2 separate regions of the Mus musculus genome follow, and region 2 is linked to region 1. Evidence: chromatin contacts called from ENCODE Hi-C or POLR2A ChIA-PET data. All regions are on one chromosome and are shown on one strand. The core of a region is the stretch at or near the end of the contact, and the rest is flanking DNA. Distances in the headings are between cores, read along the strand shown.

Region 1 (4,264 bases), core at 186-2,685:
GAAGGAATCGTGGAGTCACAAAGCAACTAGAGCAATGGGACTGAGAGGAAATTACACCCATCCCCTCCACCCCCGCCCCACGCCGAGCTGCTTGGTTCCTTTGATGTCATACTTCCTTTATTTATAGTCTGGAAAATAAACTTGAGTGGTGTCTTTTCCTCAGGCTGGGGAGAGAGATTTCATATTATCAGGAATCATCATTTGTATGAGGACGGGTTGGTCCTTAGGAGTCTGCAGAACAGAGGAATCCTATGATGGGATCTGAGCATTTTGATCATATATGAGAAAAATCGTTTTTTGAGGGTACATACAAAGCAACAACAAACTACAGAAAAATTTAAAAGATTACCGGGCTTCCTGGAGGTTTTTGCAAAAAGTCACTAGGAGGGGAATCAGTGGAGGTGGGGGGGTGGGGGGGATGGGAGGGTAGGGGGGGTGGAGGGTTGGGGGGGTCTGGCGGTCACTAGACACATTGTTCCCCAAGGTTAGGAGGATGGGAACATCTTGGCCAGTGTTCAGGATTCCATGTGTGTTCAACAGGCTGAGTCTGGGCCACTCTTCTCTGTGAGCTGTTAGCAGCTGTGGGGAACAATCTGTGCATGATGAGCCCACAGCCACTTGCACGGTGTTCAAGGACTCATTTTAGATGCTTAGCAAGTATTTACTAGGTATGTGAGGCTTGTGGAGCTTTTCTTTTGTTCTAATAGCTATTTTTATGTGTGTGGGAGGGGGTTGTGTCATGTATATCTGTGCAACATGTATGTGCTCGGTGCTCTTGGAGGCCAGATGAGCACATCAGAACCCTCGGGACTGCGGCTACAGATGATTGTGATCCACCATGTGGTGCAAGGACATAGCCAGGGCTACCTGTGAGGGAGTGGAGAAGAGCAGGGGCTGGAGAAAGGGAAGGAGCCCAGGGAAAATAGACAAATGCAAGAACAATGGATATAGGGAGTACAGTTGTTATAGGAAGGATGCACAGCTGGCAGGGGAGGGGATGGGGAGGGGAGGGGATGCACAGCCGGCGGGGGCTGATAAACATGATAAAAAAGATCATGTTTCCCTCAGAGTGGAGAGCAACCCTGCACAGCAATGGTAACTTAAGGCCTGCAAGAAGGAAGGTGGATTTTGGGGAGCATTGAGAGGGAGGAAGCATAGGAGGGGAGAGGAGAGGGTGAACTTTGGTCCCAGCAGTGGGAGTCCTGAGCGGACCTAATCCAGGGCTAGGGGCTCTCCAGGAATAACAAGTTAGCATCCAACAAGGGGGTTAAGGGGGTTGGCTCTAGGTCCAGCAGCTATGTAAAGATCTACGGAGCGAGTAGGCGGAGAGTTCTGTCCCCTGGGAGAAGAATCACTCCAGTGCCCTCCCAGCTTCACAGCAGCAGGGGAGGCGGGGTAAGTGTGGTGGGAAACAGCAATTTCCTCTTTTAACTTACACAGTGATAGTGCAAAACCCAGAATGGATGTCCTCTTTATAGCCCTCCTTGTTGCACCACTCATCCTGGGTAAGTCTCCTTCTGACCCTGGCCTTTTGTGCCAGGTCTTTTGCTATAAATGGGATGAGAGAAAAGGAAACAGAGAGCAGTACGTCGGGCATTTCAGCGGGGAGCTGTACTGCTTTTCTCAGCTGTTGGAGTCCAGGGTTGGGGGCAGAGCAGGGATCTGGAAGGTGGAGCCAGGAAACCAAAGGCAAAGCAAAGCGAAGTCTTGTCAAATAAGACACAGGCCGGTGGAGGATGGGACTCTAAAGAGAGTTCCTTCGGCAAGACTGAACTCAGATTTCTGTTCCTGTCACCACAGAGCTGAGCAGGAGAGTGAGGAGCCATAAAGGAAAGAAGTGGGCGCTTGGAAGTCAAGGGAGCAACATCAGTGAGCGAAGCCAGAGGCTCTCCTTTCCACAAAGCACAAGGAAACAAACAAACCTCCTATTAGCAAAGACATAGGTGCGAGAGCCAAGCTGGATGGCACATGCCCAGCGCTTGAGACATAGAGGGGAAAGGGTCAGAAATTCAAGGTCATCCTTGACTACTTAGTGAGTTCCTGACTAGTCCCAGGTGAATAAGAAGCCCTCAGCTGGGTGTGGTGGCTCACGCCTTTAGTCCTAGCACTCTGGAGGCAGAGGCAGGCAGAGCTTTGAGTATGAGGCCATCCTGGTCTACAAATCCAGTTCCAGGACAGCCAGGACTATACAGAGAAAGCCCTGCCTCAAAAACAAATAAATAAATAACAAACAAACAATTACCCCTGTACCAAAAAACAAAACCAAGCTTGGTGTGGTGGCTCGCTCCTTTAATCCCAGCATTCCTGAGGCAGAAACAGAAAGGTCTCTGTGAATTCTAGGCTAGTTTGGTTTACTTGGTGGTTTCTACATTGGTTACAGATACATAGCAAACAATGTCTTTTAAAAAATAAAAGAAGCCTGGCATGGTGGCACACCCCTTTAATCCCGGCACTTGGGAGACAGAGGCAGGCGGATTTCTGAGTTCGAGGCCAGCCTGGTCTACAGAGTGATTCAAACAAAAAGAAAAAAAAAAGAAGAGAAAAGCCAGTATAGGTTGGCTTAGGCCAGTAGAAAACTGGCTGCCTTCAGGGACACGATCCCAAGAGTAGTTTGGCTCCTTCCCCTCTTTGTTCTCAGCCAGGTGTGTCACTGTTTTCCTTTCCTTTCAATCCTGTGTCCTTAGTTTGGGGTTGGAGGGATGTGTTTAGCAGAAGGCCTAGAATTCTGGATTCAGTAAGCAAAGCCACACAGTGTTAGTTTTGGAAGGGGAGAGACGCTACGATGGGTCATCTGGTCCAGCTGACTTATTTTTAAGGAAGGTGATACGAGCCCAGCTGTGGTGCTGCATGCCTTTAATGCCGGCATTTGGCAGGCAAAGGCAGAAGCAGGTTTCTGTGAGCTGGAGGCCAGCCTGATCTATACAGTGAATTTCAGGACAGCCAGGGCTACATAGAGAGACCCTGTCTCAAAAGGGGTTGGGGGGTGTGAAGCAGACTTATGAAAAGTTCTGCTTAGCTAGCAGTGGAGCTGGAAGTAAAACCAAATCTAAAACATTGAGTGTCTTTTATGAGGAAAATTTGGGAACATATAGAATGTATATAGCTTTTCTAAATTTTTTTGGGCTCTGTCTTCCACTTTTTTTGTTGTTTGTTTTTTGTTTTGTTTTGTTTTTGTTTTTTGAGACAGGGGTTCTCTGTGTCCTGGAACTCACTTTGTAGACCAGACTGGCCTCAAACTCAGAAATCTGCCTGCCTCTGCCTCCCAAGTGCTGGGATTAAAGGCATGCGCCACCACCGCCCGGCTGTCTTCCACTTTTAAAGGCTTTACATATATCTCCCTTGGGGCTTAGAGGATGTGAAAGAATCTGCTTTCTGTCCTGGGAGTTCTGCACTGAAAACAGAATACTGTCCTCACCGCAGCTAGATGCCAGGAAACTTGGGCCAACATAGATGTACAGAGGCAGGGAGAGACCTCTGGAGAGGAAGCAGAAAGAAGCTGGGAGAGCTCTGTGATCAACAACATGTGTGCTGTTGCTAAGGGGTTCCAGATGCTCTGACCTGTAACTCTTGTGCCTTGCAGGACAGGAATACGACCATGAAGAGCAGCTGGAAGAGGGTGATTACTATCAAGTGGCATATTATTATTACACAGTGACCCCTAATTATGGTGCGTATGTGAAAGGCTCTGATTCTTAGTGGGGTAGATTTGGGGACCACTTAGTTCCAAGATTGTCCTTCATTTTGCAAAAGAACAATAACAAAACTTTCAAGACTCTTGGTATTATTTCTTAGGCTCATGATTAAAAAAAAAAAAAAAGTAAGAATTTTATGTTTATGAGCATTTTACCTGCATGTATGTCTGTGTACCTCATGTATACCTGGTGCCTACCTAGGTCAAAAGAGGGCATTGGATCCCCTGGAACTGGAGTTTCAGGTGGTTGTGAGCTAACAGGTGGGTCTGAGAACTGAACCCACATCCTCTGGAAGAGCAGCCAGTGCTCCTAACCCCTGAGCCACTCATCTCTCCAGCCCCTTAAGCTCATTATATTGTTATGTTTTGGAAAATGGTTGGGACAATTTAGAAAATTTCCAATCTGTAAATTATTGTACATACTAGAGTGATAATATAAATCCATACATACTCACAAACAGTTAAGATTTAGTTTTCAGTATTATTTTCGATTATGCGTATGTAGTGAGGTGTGTGAGGAGCTGGAGTTATGAGCGGCTGAGAGCTGCTCAGTGTGGATTCGGGAAACTAAAC
Region 2 (4,040 bases), core at 475-2,974, 330 kb before region 1:
CTTGGGCTAAGAACCAAGAACAGCTACCACAGTAACGATAACTAAAGACAAATTTGGGAAAAAAATCCCCAAAACATTTCCTTTCCAACGTGTCTTCACATACATCAAATGGACAAGGCCTCTGCCACCCCCGCCTTAATATAAAAATTAATTCAATAAGTAATTTTAAAAAGCAGTGATATAGGCCCCTTGGTCTTGCAAACTTTATATGCCTCAGTACAAGGGAACACCAGGGCCAAGAATGGGTGGGTAGGGGAGTGTTGTGGGGAGGGTAAGGGGGACTTTGGGATAGCTTTTGAAATGTAAATGAAAATACCTAATAAAAATATATTTTAAAAAAAGCAGTGGTATAAAAATGAATTCAATAAGTAATTTTAAAAGTAGCATCTGCTGTGGTTGAGGCACTGGTGGGCTCTGGAGGTATAAAACTGTCAGACCCAGCTTGATCAGCAACAGTGTAAATAAGAAAGCAAAGGGAACTTGAGACAACTTCTCCTGGAGACACGACAGGAGGGAAAAAGCTAATTCCTGCGTGTGTGGATTCGAAAGATCGCTTCATGAGCCCAGAGAAGCAGCAGTAGCCTGCGGTAATCTGGCACTGCAGAGGTTAAAGCAAAGAATTAAAAGGAAAAACAAAAACAGAACAAAACAAACCAAGCAAGCCTCGAACAGGGATTTTAAAGCCTGATAGAGAACCATAACCGACTTCTACCAAATCGGCAGCAACGTGGAACATTCGTGTTTGTAAATCAGTAAATTAGAGGGACACCACCCTAAGTACCCCGTAACCGCTGGTGCCCAGGACACAAGTAAAGGGACAGAGCGGTTTCAGTTGTAGATGGCTGGTACCCAGCATTCGCCGACACAGTCTTAGCTGTGTCCTGGAGCCCTCTATTCGCCAGGGTAAGGAAACCATCTCACTTTAAGTCGACAAGTAAATGGTACCCCAAAAGCCTAGAACACGGAAACCGGGCCCAGAGACCCACCTCCATTATCCTAGTCTAAAAAGAACTCCAAGAAGCTAAGTAGGGTGCAGCAAACTGCAAACAGATACCCACAGGGGAACTCAAAACCACAAAGGCTTAAAACTTCTGAAGTGTACCCTTTTCAAGACCCTTGGAGTAACTTTGGAATAGGAACTAGAAACTAATGCAAGTGGCAAAGCTCTCTTCTGATTTGAGCGGGTGACTCACTAAAAGAGACTTTAAAAGATCAAAGGGGCCAGCGAGCGCCTCATCCAGGGAGGCCTCTACTTGGCGCTGGTGTACTTGGTGACGGCCTTGGTGCCCTCCGACACGGCGTGCTTGGCCAGTTCTCCGGGCAGTAGAAGGCGCACCGACGTCTGGATCTCCCGCGATGTGATTGTAGACCGCTTGTTGTAATGCGCCAGGCGAGAAGCCTCGTTTGCTATGCGCTCAAAGATGTCATTGACAAACGAGTTCATGATGCCCATGGCCTTGGACGAGATGCCGGTGTCCGGGTGCACCTGCTTCAGCACTTTGTACACATAGATGGAGTAGCTCTCCTTGCGGCTGCGCTTGCGCTTCTTGCCATCTTTCTTTTGCGCCTTGGTGACAGCCTTCTTGGAACCCTTCTTGGGAGCCGGGGCAGATTTGGCCAGTTCAGGCATGATTAAAAGCAAACAGTGGAAAACAGTCTAGTAAGTAGAAAATCAACCAGGGACCCGGAGGACTTGAGCCCTTTATGAACGCCTTATGCAAATTAGGTCTCAAAGTACTTTTAATTTCCATTGGCCCATACGCGAAACTTGCGTTTTCAGTACAAGCCTAAAATTTCAGATTTCATTGGACTTCTCAGGGGCCAAATAACCACCAATGAAAAGCTCCCTCCTCACCCCACCCCTAGGAGCGCCTATAAAGGCCTTAGAGACGAATCAACCTAGCTTTACAGAAGTTGTCACCTCGGTGTGTCCTACATTATACTCTAAGTTATGTCTGGCCGTGGCAAACAGGGAGGCAAGGCCCGCGCCAAGGCCAAGTCGCGGTCTTCCCGGGCCGGGCTACAGTTCCCGGTGGGGCGTGTGCACCGGCTGCTGCGCAAGGGCAACTACGCGGAGCGCGTGGGCGCCGGCGCGCCGGTATACATGGCGGCGGTGCTGGAGTACCTAACGGCCGAGATCCTGGAGCTGGCGGGCAACGCGGCCCGCGACAACAAGAAGACGCGCATCATCCCGCGCCATCTGCAGCTGGCCATCCGCAACGACGAGGAGCTCAACAAGCTGCTGGGCAAAGTGACGATCGCACAGGGCGGCGTCCTGCCCAACATCCAGGCCGTGCTGCTGCCCAAGAAGACCGAGAGCCACAAGGCTAAGAGCAAGTGAAACTCAACACGAATCCAAAAAGGCTCTTTTTAGAGCCACCAAATCTTTTACAAAGGAGCTAGCTAACGCGCCAGTTTGTGACCAGCCCTTTGGATGACACTTTGGTGGCTCTTAAAAGAGCCTTTTTGTGTGGAAAGGGATAATAGTTATTTGTTCTTTCCAGGCTTATGACTTTCCGTTTTCTTCGGAAGTAAGACAGCCTGAATATTGGGGAGGACCCCGCCCTGGGCGATGGTGACTCCCCCTAGTAACTTGTTGAGCTCCTCATCGTTCCTCACAGCTAGTTGCAGATGGCGCGGGATGATGCGCGTCTTCTTGTTGTCGCGGGCCGCGTTGCCCGCCAGCTCCAGGATCTCGGCCGTTAGGTACTCCAGCACCGCCGCCATGTACACCGGCGCGCCGGCGCCCACGCGCTCCGCGTAGTTGCCCTTGCGCAGCAGCCGGTGCACACGCCCCACCGGGAACTGCAGCCCGGCGCGGGACGACCGCGACTTCGCCTTGGCGCGGGCCTTGCCTCCTTGTTTGCCACGGCCAGACATGGCGGAATAAGCAATTTCTGCTGCTTTTTCCAAGGGAAGGATATGGAAAGGTGAATTTATAAGATCTATCGGGAGGGGTGAAGGAAAAGTAGCTTGATTGGCTTAAAATGGAGCTGTCTCCAACAGCCAATGGGAAAGCAGAAGCTAGACTCGGTGGTTTACATCCTGCAGTACAGGAAATGACGAATTTTTTGAAAAAGGAATTTACCAATCGATGAGAGCCACATTTAAAGGCCCTCACTTACATCGTAGGATTTTAAGGGCAGAAGAATTTCGCGGAGCTGTTTATTGTGGTAATTTATAGAGGTTTGTTTTGTTTGCCCAGTTTAGAGCTGAAAAATCTAAACAAACAACCAAGAGCACAAAACTCGAAACACTCCCCTTGAAGTATGGGATTTTGCTCTGTCCCCACCCCCACCCCGGAGCTTTAAATTACTCTCCATGTCTCACACAAGCAGGCTCCGTAAAGGAATTAGGAAAGTTGCTTCGCTTCCTTACCCTTGACAGTGGCTCCCCATCTTTGCCCCTGGGTCGTTTGACCAAGGGCTAGATGACATTGTATCCATCGTCTTTGACCTCTAGGAGGTGTCTGCCACCACCTTTTCCCTCTAGCTTTTAAGATGTCCTCGTTTGATCTGGGGTTTTCTTTACCCTGCTCCGGTTCTCTCCCCACTAAAAAATCCGCGAGTTCAGCTGAACTGTCCTATCCCCAGCTCTTCCCTCTGGCGAGGCTTACAAGCTTCCAGCTAATTCAGATTCGCTTCACAAGCTCAGACTCCGGTATCAGGCGTTTACTAAATGTTTAACTCGTTTGTCTCAACAAGCATCATATTAGCATCTGAAACATGAGCTCTGCATTCCTTTGCCCTATCCCAAGAATTGCACCCAAAAACTTTCAGGTACCAAGATAAGACGGTGGGGGGTGAACGGTGAGGGAGCCTGTTAAGGGAACTGTATCTAATTCTAGAAGTTACAGTTACATTCTAAACTATTCTTAAGTTTGCAGGGTATTTTGTTAGCATTAGACAGCCATTCTGCTATGCAAGTTCTAACAACATTAACTTTTGAGGCATTTGGGGCTGAGAACAAAACCCAGATAACAGGAAAATCTCGTACACATATCCCTGGCACCTTGTGAGGTTCTGCTTAAAGAGTCAGTG

What was found. A loop is a pair of places that touch in the nucleus more often than their neighbours do. ChIA-PET counts read pairs that join two places held with the same protein, here RNA polymerase II (POLR2A).
Region 2: a loop to region 1 is called in a map of heart, with 3 times the contacts of the local background. The contact joins the promoter of H2bc21 here to the promoter of BC028528 in region 1. A Hi-C loop is called at or near these places in 1 of 37 maps with a recorded cell type or tissue (heart). POLR2A ChIA-PET finds 5 or more read pairs at or near these places in 2 of 5 experiments (Patski and embryonic stem cell).

Annotation. Positions count from the first base shown.
Region 1 is chr3:95,889,126-95,893,389 of GRCm38, reverse strand. BC028528 (cDNA sequence BC028528) reads left to right here and starts at 1,435. Exons shown (of 6, transcript NM_153513.4): 1 at 1,435-1,505; 2 at 3,581-3,667. The coding sequence starts at 1,460.
Region 2 is chr3:96,218,756-96,222,795 of GRCm38, reverse strand. It overlaps H2bc21 (H2B clustered histone 21), which reads right to left and starts at 1,724. Exons shown (of 1, transcript NM_178214.4): 1 at 1-1,724. The coding sequence starts at 1,630. The coding sequence ends at 1,250. H2ac21 (H2A clustered histone 21) reads right to left here and starts at 2,911. Exons shown (of 1, transcript NM_178213.5): 1 at 2,442-2,911. The coding sequence starts at 2,880. The coding sequence ends at 2,488. It overlaps H2ac20 (H2A clustered histone 20), which reads left to right and starts at 1,916. Exons shown (of 1, transcript NM_175662.2): 1 at 1,916-2,383. The coding sequence starts at 1,952. The coding sequence ends at 2,341.